2 separate regions of the Mus musculus genome follow, and region 2 is linked to region 1. A link is a loop called in an ENCODE intact Hi-C map of the cell type or tissue named here. Cell type or tissue: gastrocnemius. All regions are shown on one strand. Each heading gives the region's core, and the rest is flanking DNA. Links, peaks and the distances in the headings are about the cores only.

Region 1 (5,376 bases), core at 482-4,481:
CGTTTCAAAATAACAGAAGACAGGGGAGAAGGCCAGACAGTGAGGCTGTCGGGAGTCCTGCACTCTTATGCCCACTGTGACTTCTACTTCAAATTCTACCTAACAAACGCTTTATGAAAAAAAGCAATCTTGCACTCGCAACACACATGCGTGTGTGCGTGCGCGCGCGTGTATGTGTCTGAACACATTTTTTTTTTCAGGTTACTTTTACCTCCACCCCAAGACCCTTCTGATACAGCTTCAATATCAAAAAACCACAAGCTACTGTTTCCTAAAAACAAAGCCTGCTAAGTCTCACTGTGATATTTAAAAACAAAACAAAAAACAAATAAGCTGCCAAATTTTTAAAAAAATGAAAAGCAAAACCAACACCAACAACATTATACCTGCAATCCTAGTACCAGAAAAGCCAGTGAGGCTAGACAACAGGTTCCTAGCTCAAGAGTAACTTATCAAGCGCCTGCTAGAAAGCCAAGTCTTCCTAGTGTGATTTAATCAGGCCCTCATGGCTGGTGTCTGAGCTTCCTTTTAAAGCAGCAATTTCAAGGTGAGTTTGTCTGCAAGATGAAACAGCAGGAAAGCTCCACAGAGTGCAGAATCTAAGGTGACACGTGAACGCCCCTCGCCTCCTAGTGTTCCACTTACTCTCTAGATTTCTACCTCTTAGCACATGCTACGCAGCACCCACCCTTGTCCAAGGACAAGAGTCACTCCAGGCCTGTTATACCCATCAGTGTGCAGAAGAACTCAAAAGTGCAAAAAAGAATGCTGGAAATTCTCCTTATACTGTTCAACAAAATAGAAAGGCATAATATAATGCAAAATAGAAAGTTTACAAATGAGCCAGGCGTGGTGGCGCACGCCTTTAATCCCAGCACTCGGGAGGCAGAGGCAGGAGGATTTCTGAGTTGGAGGCCAGTCTGGTCTACAAAGTGAGTTCCAGGACAGCCAGGGCTATACAGAGACACCCTGTCTCGAAAAAGAGAAAAGAAAAAGAAAAAAAAAAAAGAAAGTTTACAAATACACATATTTAAGTGTATGGGTATGTTTACATACATAGGGATAACTACAGAAAATATCCCAAAATTTAGTGAGGATAGTAAGATTTTCCTCTTTTACAACTTATCTGTTTTCCAAATATTGCATGAGCATTACCCAAAAGAAAAGCAAGTTTCTCTTTTTAGGACAAACACAGTAGTAATAATAGCTAGCCACTGACTGAGTGACACCCTACCAGGAACCATGCTAAGTGGGTGGGTCTTCAGCATTCACTGTCTTCAATCCTCATGACAACCTACATGGAGTGACTTCTGACTACGCCACCATGACTTGACCAAGGAACTACCAATGATGGACACCTGAGAAAGGCCTAAACCACCAAATGGAGAACTATATAAAACTAAACCAAAAGACCAGATTTTCCAGGTAGTGAGTGCACTCAGACTGCCTCTGACAAAGGCCTTGGTCTGACAGCCTGCCTAAGAAGCATCAATGACACAAACGCCACCAAGGCATCAGTGCTACAGAATCAATGTCAACGTTCTCCTGAAACACCTATGCTGAAGCCGTCCTCCAAGGTGAGGCTTAACTGCAGCTGGGCTCCCTGGGAGACGGTCAGGTCACGAGGGCCGAGCAGTCACTAATGAGGCTTAACAGACTGATAAGCAAGGAGCCAAGAAGCTCATCAATATGACAAATCAGAAAGAAGACTGAGGTCGACCAGCCACAGCGCACATGGCTATACCGCTAGGAGGTAAAAGCAGTAAGATCAGGAGGAGTTCAAACCATACTCGGCTAAACAGTGAGCTTGAGGCCAGTCTGAAGCCAGACCCAGTTTTCAAAGGAAAAGAAAAAGGAAAAAAGAGAAGTGTGGGGGGGGGGGGGTGATTACAACAATAAAAACCGCTGGTAACAGAGCCTAGTGGAGCACTTATGTAGCATACACCAGCACTGCACAAGACATGGTATACTGTCAGGAACCTCTTCCAAATGATGCAATTCTCTTCCCAGGAAATGCCTAGGTCCCTGTAACACCTAGGCACAAAGGACACACTGCCAAAACTATGAAAACACACTAATACTGATGGCTTCCTTTAGTGCCATACTCAAGTAAGCGAAGCAGCTCATACGCCATGCAGTCCATGAAGCCCTCCCCTCACACTGCCCCACTCTACTACTAGCACAGGCAGGGGAAATCAACACAACAGCATGGGGTCACTCATCCAAGAATAAAAAACGCACTTGGTCCTAGCACCTAGTATCTAGGTGATAACTGATACTCCTTTTGACTGTTTTGTTGTGGGTTTGGGGGTGGGGGCCATCTTGGTTTTGTCTACCCAGTTATGGTTTTTCTCTTTTGTCTTTGTCTTTTTGAAGATGAGGGTTTCCTCTCGAGTCCAAACCAGCCCGAAACACCGTGGCTGGGTGATAATTGATATTCTTATTACGACTTTTTCCCCCTTCCTTCCTTTATAAAGGGCTCTACTCATGATTTATATAAGAAAAACAGAGCTGCCACATGCTGTCAAGAGCCTTTCATCTGCATTTCCAGACCTAGCCACTTTTCCAATGCCTTCAGCACCACCTGCAGGTGGAGAGCCTGAACTGCAGGTGCTCTGATAGCTTGCTTGGCTGTGAGTGCTGGGATGAAGCCAAGAGGTCTTACATACCAAGCAGACGATGTAAAAAGAGCTGATGACTGGCAGGAGACGGTGAAAGCTGTTATGTTCCTTCTTTCCACAAGTACTAGCCATGCTCACAGACATTGGTCACTGACCAACTACAACACAGACACTAAGACAAAGTGTCTACTATGGACAGCTCCCAAGCCTATACAAGTAAGATGTGCTTTACAGTCTTGCATAAGCAGCACGTTTTTTTTGTACCTAAATAGGTGGAAATTAAGTGGGTGTTTCAAGCACCCAGGTACTTCTCTGTTCCCTTTGTTTCTTCTTCTCCTCGTTCCTTAAGTGGACTTTTACTGTGGTGCCCAGTCTGACTGGTCTTAAACTTGCAAGCAATTTTTCCACCACAGCCTCTCCTGTGCCACCACCATGCCAGGCTCAGACTGGAAGACTTCTGACAGCAGGCTGAAACAACAAGACTTAGAGCAACTGGGGCCTATTAGTAAGGGAGATAGCAACAGGGTGACAGCAGATATCCTTCAACTATACCCCTCAGTCACCTCAAAAATACTGTCCCTGTAGCTTTGGGTGAACTCTACATCATTACACATAGGTAAAATATATGCTGCAGCCAGCCATGATGGTACACACCTGCAATTCCAGTATTGGGAGGGTGGAGGCAGGAGGATCACACAAGGTTAAAAACAGCCTAGGCTACACAGCAAGACCCTGTCTCCAAAGCAAAAGCAAAATAAGAAAAATGTTAAAATAATTCTTAAAAAAATCTGCCCACAAAATGACTCAGCTGGTAGGGCACTTGTCACTAAACCTGGTGGCCTAAGCTTAGTCCCAGCACCCACACGATGTAAGGAAAGAACATACACACAAAAATAAATATAATGTTTTAAAGATATTACCATAAAGCTTATTTTAAGGCAAAGCACTGGTAACAACGCAGGGCCCGAGGCTAGGAAGGAAGAAGCACAGTGCAGCCTGGCCAACACAAACGTCTCTCCCATGGCTGTGAGGATTACACAAGACTATCTGAAAGAAGTCATAACTATTCCAAAGGAGAGTTCATTGCTCTGTTCCAAAGACACAAAATGATTGCTTCTCAGCATTTTGGCTGTGATGATGAAGTGTTAAACACAGACAAAAAATATGAAGTTTAATAACCAGGCACACAGTTAATACCTTTAATCCCAGCAAGGAGAGACAAAGGCAGACAGATCTTTGTATTTCAGACCAGCCTAGTCTACATAGCAAGTTCCAAGCCAGCCAGGATTACACAGTGAGAACCTGTATCAAAAAACAAACAAAGGCAGAAACAACAAAAACTCCAAAAAACAGTATACTATATACACTAATAAACAACTTGTAGGAAAAAATGGATGCGCAAAGTATAAATACATTATCATCTTGTCTTTCTTTCCCCCAGCACTTATGCCAAATTTTGTTAGGCATGTCAAGGGACTTCACCGAAGAGGAACACCTGTCAATGCTGTGTAGAGTCAGCAATGCTTCTCTAACACAGGCCATTAGAAACAGCAGTCAAACACGGGGGTGCAGGAAGAAAGCAGCATCAAAGACAGGCATGGTAGCACACACCTGTAATCGCAGAGCTTGAGATAGAAAGAGTCAGGAGTTCAAGGCCATCCTGGGCCATAAGATCAGACTTAAAAAACCAAAGGAGGAAAAAAGAAAAAGAGAAATCGGTGTTCCAAGCCTCAGGTCCTGGGCAACTGACTGCAGAGTCCTCACAAGGACAGGTGCTTGAGTAGAGACAGTCACCATAAGATTCTTCAATTATTCAACTGACAAAATGACAAATCTTCACATCTAGCATGGAGAGCTAATTGGTGGAAGAACTCTGGGATCCAGAGCTCCAAGTGGAACAAAGAAAAGAACAGCGTTTGACATTCCATTTTCAGATGCACAGAAACTGCAGCTATAGACTGACTAATGCTTCAACTTGTAATTGATTCGTGGCTCAACTACTGAAAGGTTAGATGTTGCATTTCTAAGCACTGGATAGTAGAAGTCTAACCTGAACAGCAGGTAAAAATGTTGGTTTCGGAGTCGCATGCAAATCTTCACTCTATACTTACTGCTATGGTAGCATTCTGACTGGCACAATAAGCCAGAATGCAGCTCACTGGTTTAAGAATTTAAAGTAGAGTCCCTACAATAAGGTAGCAATTCTAGTCCATTACTCAAATCAAAAACAAATTTCCACCTTTTTTTTAAAGAAATGTATTTTTTAAAAAGTAAAACAAAATTCTTCATTGTGTTATTTAAAAAGGTAAATATAAAAAATGAGGAGTTGGCCAGACACTATTGTGATGTCAAGAAGTGTTTGCTGACAGGAACCTGATACAGCCAACTCCTGAGACTCAGCCAGATCCTGACCAATACAGAAGCGGATGCTCAATGCCCACCACTGGACTGAGCACAGGGACCCCAATGGAGGAGCCAGGGGAAGGACTGAAGGAGCTGAAGGGACCTTATCAATGGTATCAGTGGGAGGGGAGGACCTTGGTCCCGTGAAGGCTTGATACCCCAGTATAGAGAAATGCTAGGGCAGTGAGGCAGGAGTGGGTAGGTGGGTGGGGGAGCTCCCTCATCAAAGCAGGGTAAGGGGGGATGGGAAAGGGAGTTTGCAGAGGGAAAATCAGGAAAGAGGATAATATTTGAAATGTAAATAAATAAAATATCCAAAAAAAAAAAAAAAAAATACTGCTGGGGTGAGCCT
Region 2 (5,376 bases), core at 956-4,955, 150 kb before region 1:
TTTCTCCCCTCCAGGTTTTCTTCCTTTTTGATTTTGGCCCCATTAGACAGAAACCAGAGCCTTGTGCACTGCAGGGAAGTACTCTACCTCTGAGCCATTCTCTACCCGGGGTTAGTGTCCTTCACAGCCACTGTGTCTGGACTGGCTTCCTCCTGCCTGTTACTTCCTGAGTGCACAGCTTGGTGTACATCTATGAGCCTCAGTTTCCCCGTGGATATAGCGGAGCAGCAGGGCTTCACAGGGTGGCTGTGTGGCTCTCTGTCCCAGCCAGCTTTGTCTGCCGCGTAGACTCTCCTTCTCTTAGCTCAGGGGGCCCCATGTTGTCATCTGTGATGCTCAGGCCCAGAGAACACAATGGGTGCAACCTCCCAAGGGGAGTCCAGAGTCTAGGCTTTCCTGTGCCACGGGCAAGACCTCACAGGGGGCCAAACTGTGCATCTCTGAGATGTCAGACAGTGTCTCAGTTGGGGAGCCCATATACAAAGCAGGGTACAGCTTCCCTCACCCACACACCATCTTATCCGCAGAGTAGGGTCCCGGCTGCTGACCAGACCCAGGGAAGGACATGAGTAAATGTCTGTGCGCCATAGCCCTCCCCCAGGGTGAGGGCATCCATACACAAAACTACCAAGAGCCTGTGGCAGGCGGACAGTCTACAGACTGCTTGGTAGCTCCCTCCCTAGTCCAGATGCCCTCCTTTCCTCTGCAGAAGGCTCTGTGCTGTCAGCTCAGGTTTGGGCTAGGCGCCCAGCACTGATGGAAGAAGCCAGGCCTGGGCAGCTGCCAGAGGGAAGGAGAACCAGGGCTGAGGCCCTGAAGCAGGGAGGTGCGGGTACAGCCAGGCAGCCAAAAGTCCTACTGCTGGGCCCCTGCTTGGCCTCAACCACAGGCAAGACCCTGATTTCAGCAACTCAGATACCCTGCAGGGAGAAGATGAGTGCTTATGTAGTAAGGGAAGGAAGGCTGACCCCGGATGATGACCCGGCCCGTCTCTGGCGCCTCAGGGCCATCTCTCCTCACCACCACAGCCATCCCCCAGCCCCCAGCAAGCATGGAGAAGCAGCCGTAGAACCACCCTCTCCTTCCCCACTGTCACAGGAATGCCCCCTAAAGGTGGCTACAGACATGTTTAGCACACAAGCAGTGGGAAGAGAGCTGATACCTTGGGCATCTTCAAGAGCAAGGAGACTGATGTCATTGTTGTTTCCCTCAGGACTCACAGCACCTGTCACTCAAATTTATAATTCCCGAGGAACACAATGGACAAAGATCCTTGGTGTAGACTGTGACCCTGTTCCCAAGAACTCAGTCTCTGACTGCTGCCATCAGTGTCTCGTGATAATTTCTCCTGTTGTTTCCAACCCCTACCCCACCCTACCCCACCCCCATACTCCCTACTATGGACCCAGGATCTCCTTCATACCAGGCAAGCGCTCCACCATCTGGCCCCTTTTTACTTTTTTAAAGATAGACTGTCACTAAGTTGCCCAAGCAGGCCTTGGGTTTTTTTTAATTGAGAAACTACCATATTTTATAATTTTGCATCTCAACTTTTAAAAATTGGGAAGGAAAATACTTATTTTAACGCATAATATTTTAATTTGTCCTTTAGAGAACTTCATAGATGCCCACAATGCATTTTGCTTATGTCTACTCCTCCTGCTCTTCCGACTCCCCCTAGATTATCCCAATACATGTCCCTCCCAACTTAATTTTTTCCCAGAGTCCATTTAAGCCTTGAACTTTTGACCTTCCTGCTTGCTATCTGAGTATCTGGGATTAGTTTCTCTGCTCTATTATGACCGTTTTCCTGCCCATTTCTGCCCTTTCCCACTGCTCCTCTCTGCAGGCAGGTCTGTGTCCTGCCCACTCTGAATTCTGGTGCTTGGCCCAGGCCTTAGTCTGCCATGGAAGTCAGAACAGACTGCAAATGTTGCAGACTGGCTAAGGTTGCTGCAGCTGCAGCCCGGTGCTGGTCCAGCCTCGCAGAGCAGGAGATGCTGCAGGAGAATGGGGGCCAGGAAGGAGGGGGCCCCAAATGGCTCATCAGGAGGGGTCCCCTCAGGCTCCTATGAAGTAGGCAGATGCCACAAGAGTGGTCCAGAAAAGGTGCCCGACGAACGCTGAGCTCTCATGGTCAGAATGAGCAGTGCCTGGAGAAGGGCGGACAGATCCATGGGTAGGCTGAAGCCCCATCTTGAAGATATCTGAGGTGCCAGAGCTAAACATGTGTATGTGGCCATCTTTAGGGGGCATTTCTGTGACAGTGGCCCCTGGCAAGAGGCAGAGTCGCTGGGGAAGGGGAGGGTGGTTCTACAGTTTCTTCTCCATGCCTGCAGTGTGTGTGTGTGTGGGGGGGGGGGCTTTTCAGGGCTGGCTTTAAAGGGATGGGAGAGATGGCCCCAAAGCACAAGCCCAGGCAGGAGGATGAGCAGCAGCAACACTCACTGGCTTCCAAACGGGGCCACCTACCCATGGCAACAGGGACAGAAGTGGAGCCATGGCAGAAGAAGGTCTGGGGTTCAGGCCGACACCTCTGTTAGCCACTGGCATGCACATCATCTAAACACCAAGGTCACATGTGGAATGTCTGTTGTGGCTGCCTACTTCAGTACTAAGTAGAGAGTGATTTTGAATAACCTGCTCAAATCATGAGGCCCCGGGGCACTGAGCGTGTTAGAAGGCTTTTAAAATCAAATAAAGCTAATTAAAACAAGAAAATACTCTTTGAGCCCTGACTCAACGAAGGCTCCAAACACTGTCTCATTTACAACAGGATCAACAGTACCTGGGAACAGGTCCTGAGAGAAAAGGGGAGGAATTAATTCCAAGCAGATTGAAGCCTTAGAGCTGGGCAGCCCCAGGGGACTGCCTTCTACACTTGCTTATCACTGGAGCGAGGTCTCCTTGCAAGCCCCAGGAAAGTCTCCAGGGGAAAAGCAGTCCTCTCAGATGACCACTGACCTCAGTGGGAGTGACAGAAGGTACTCAGTCTTCAGGAAACCCGTTCCTGGCCTATGAGAGTCAGTCTGGCCATCTACTACCTCCTGCCCTGCTGCCCTCTCTTCATAGGCTCTGGCTCTGAGATGCCTGCTGCCCACTGCTAATCGCCTGTGACTCCCACGTCAGAACCCCTTCCCATTCCACTCTGTGGTCCTCTCTGTCCTGTACTAGGCCTTGCTAGCAGCACCATAGCCCTCTCCTGCTATCTAGGCTGCCCCCTGCTGCTTCGTTACAGTATGGCAACTGTAATATAGAAGCTGATGCCTGCAGAGGAGATGGTAGACCAGTAGTCCCAGGTCAGAAGTTACTGGTTCTAGCCAAGATTCCTGCTGGGAAGAATCAAGTCACTCCTACTCTGGCAAAGACTGAGTTACCATGATTCTGAGCTCTTGGAGTATGGTTAAGACACTTGTAATGACATCCTCTGTCCTCACAGACTCTGCTCAGTTGCCCTCTGGGGACTTCAGATGACAAGGAGATAATGATTGTTTATCTTCTTGTAAACCATGTCTAGGTGAAATGAGATGACCCGTGCAGATGCTATACGCATTGTTCAGTATGCAAAAAACACTAACCTCATGATTCTGCTTCCAGGATGGTATAGATAGGGAACCAGACTTGAGTCTCCCCCACAACAGGCCACAGAGTCACTGCAGCCTGCATTCAGGAGTCCAAGGGGTGTCCTTAACCACCCTCTCAAGGCTTGGGTTTTATCCCCTTAGTAGACCTTTCCCCACACCTTTCTTCGAACTCCCACCATGCCTCGTGGCCTCTTCTTGCCACCTTAGGCTTTCCTGCCTCTGTCTTGGGCCTCTGCTGGTCTTGCCTCTGAGAGAAGCTAACTATTTGCATAAGTACACCTGCCACCAGGACTTTGGCCCTCTCCCACAAACGCCTTTGGTTGCTTGACTACGAAGTACAGTGTGCCTTTCATATGCACTCAGAAGCCAGCTACAGTGGCAGCTCAGAGCCGAGTTGGGGACTTAGCCATCCACAGAAAGGCTGCTGGCAATTCTAGGGGCTCCTCTCTTTTAGGGAGAAAGATAACCAGTATCCTTGAGTGAAAACCAAAGCTCCAACCCTCCTGGACGGGTTTATGAATGGAGGTTTCCCGTCAGGTTTCTTGTCTAAGGTCCCATGGGGTCAGGGACATGCCTCAGAAACAAGCACAGAGTCCCCAGACAACCCCCAGAAGACCCACCCAACAAGCCCACTCCACTAGATCCCTCGGGAGCCCCACCCAAGCAGACCCCCACAGGGCTCCTCCTCCGCAGAGCCTCCCACCAGAACTTTTTGGAAGAAGCTGAGCAGGCAATGGTTATTTCCTACTATAAATTACCAAACAGCTGCTTTGAAACCAACCATTTCTCCAACCTTCTGACATGGTCAGTTCTAAGCAGGCCCTACTGATGGGGTCAAAGTTAAAGACAGACCAGTAGGTGCATGTCATGGCCACACTGAGGGTCTTCATACTTAATTTATTCTTAAAGTGCTAGTTATGTGCTAACCTGAACAAAATCCCTTTCTCCCTCTGATTATAAGGAGCTCTTAAAAGTGAAGAAGAGGCCTTTTCTATCATCTATCTACCTATCTATCCATTCAAGCATGAATGCATGCATATATGGATCCATCTATCTGACTGTCCAGCCATCTGTCTGTCTGTTCATTCATCTATTTCTCCTCATCTAAGATGAGGTCCTGGTGTTTTCCAGGCTGACTCTGAACCACTCAAGCCATCCTCGCAACTCCAGAGTGGCTGGGACTATAGGCTCACATCAGCATGCCTAGTCCTTGACTATTTTAATGCTGACCTAAACAATTTTCTGGACACACTAACCTCTGCTTGGAACAGAGTGTTGATGTTACCACAAGATTTTTCTTTTTATGTGTTTTTCAACTTCTAAGCAACAATGCAGACAGAACCCATCTATCCACCTATCACTAGCAGGAATTGCTTTTGTACTGTTATCATTATGATTACAATATCTGCGACAGAATAGCCAAGGTCATTAAGAATACACTGGAGTCACTGTGACCTTCCTAACCTGCACATTGCCTATGCAGGTGTGGCTCTACACCCTGTGGAGACTTCCTGTTACACAAGAGTGGCTTGTCTATCCTTCTGCTCCCTGTCCCCATCAGTATTCCACATGCCTTGGGCACATCTTCCACAGCACGATCTGACCTGTGAGCATTGTTTGCTGTGTGACACCCTGACCATGACTTCCAGTAGTGAACCTCCATCCACTGGTTCGATGGCCCTGGAGCAGGTGAGGAGGACATTCCAGCTGTGACAGAAGCTAAGTCCTCACAGAGAAGTGCTTGCTGTCCAGGACCACCCACAGATGGCTAGAGGGCAAGCTAAGCTCCCAG

Evidence for each region. Hi-C counts contacts between places; a loop is a spot of excess contacts. Peaks named below come from ENCODE experiments on the same cell type or tissue, not always from the same donor. Only the 100,000 strongest peaks of a DNase experiment are listed, where the experiment ranks them.
Region 2: a loop joins it to region 1, with 2.8 times the contacts of the local background. A loop is called at or near these places in 4 of 42 quality-filtered maps.

Annotation. Positions count from the first base shown.
Region 1 is chr11:6,185,414-6,190,789 of GRCm38, forward strand. All of the region lies in intron 2 of Nudcd3 (NudC domain containing 3), which reads right to left. Among named protein-coding and RNA genes, the nearest start is that of Nudcd3, 12 kb to the right of the region's middle. In gastrocnemius, for the core only: no CTCF peak of the experiment used is centred there; a DNase peak (open chromatin) is centred at 2,601; H3K27ac peaks cover 2,028 bases.
Region 2 is chr11:6,030,128-6,035,503 of GRCm38, forward strand. All of the region lies in intron 1 of Camk2b (calcium/calmodulin-dependent protein kinase II, beta), which reads right to left. Among named protein-coding and RNA genes, the nearest start is that of Camk2b, 33 kb to the right of the region's middle. In gastrocnemius, for the core only: a CTCF peak has its summit at 3,231 (motif pointing left); a DNase peak (open chromatin) is centred at 3,215; H3K27ac peaks cover 729 bases.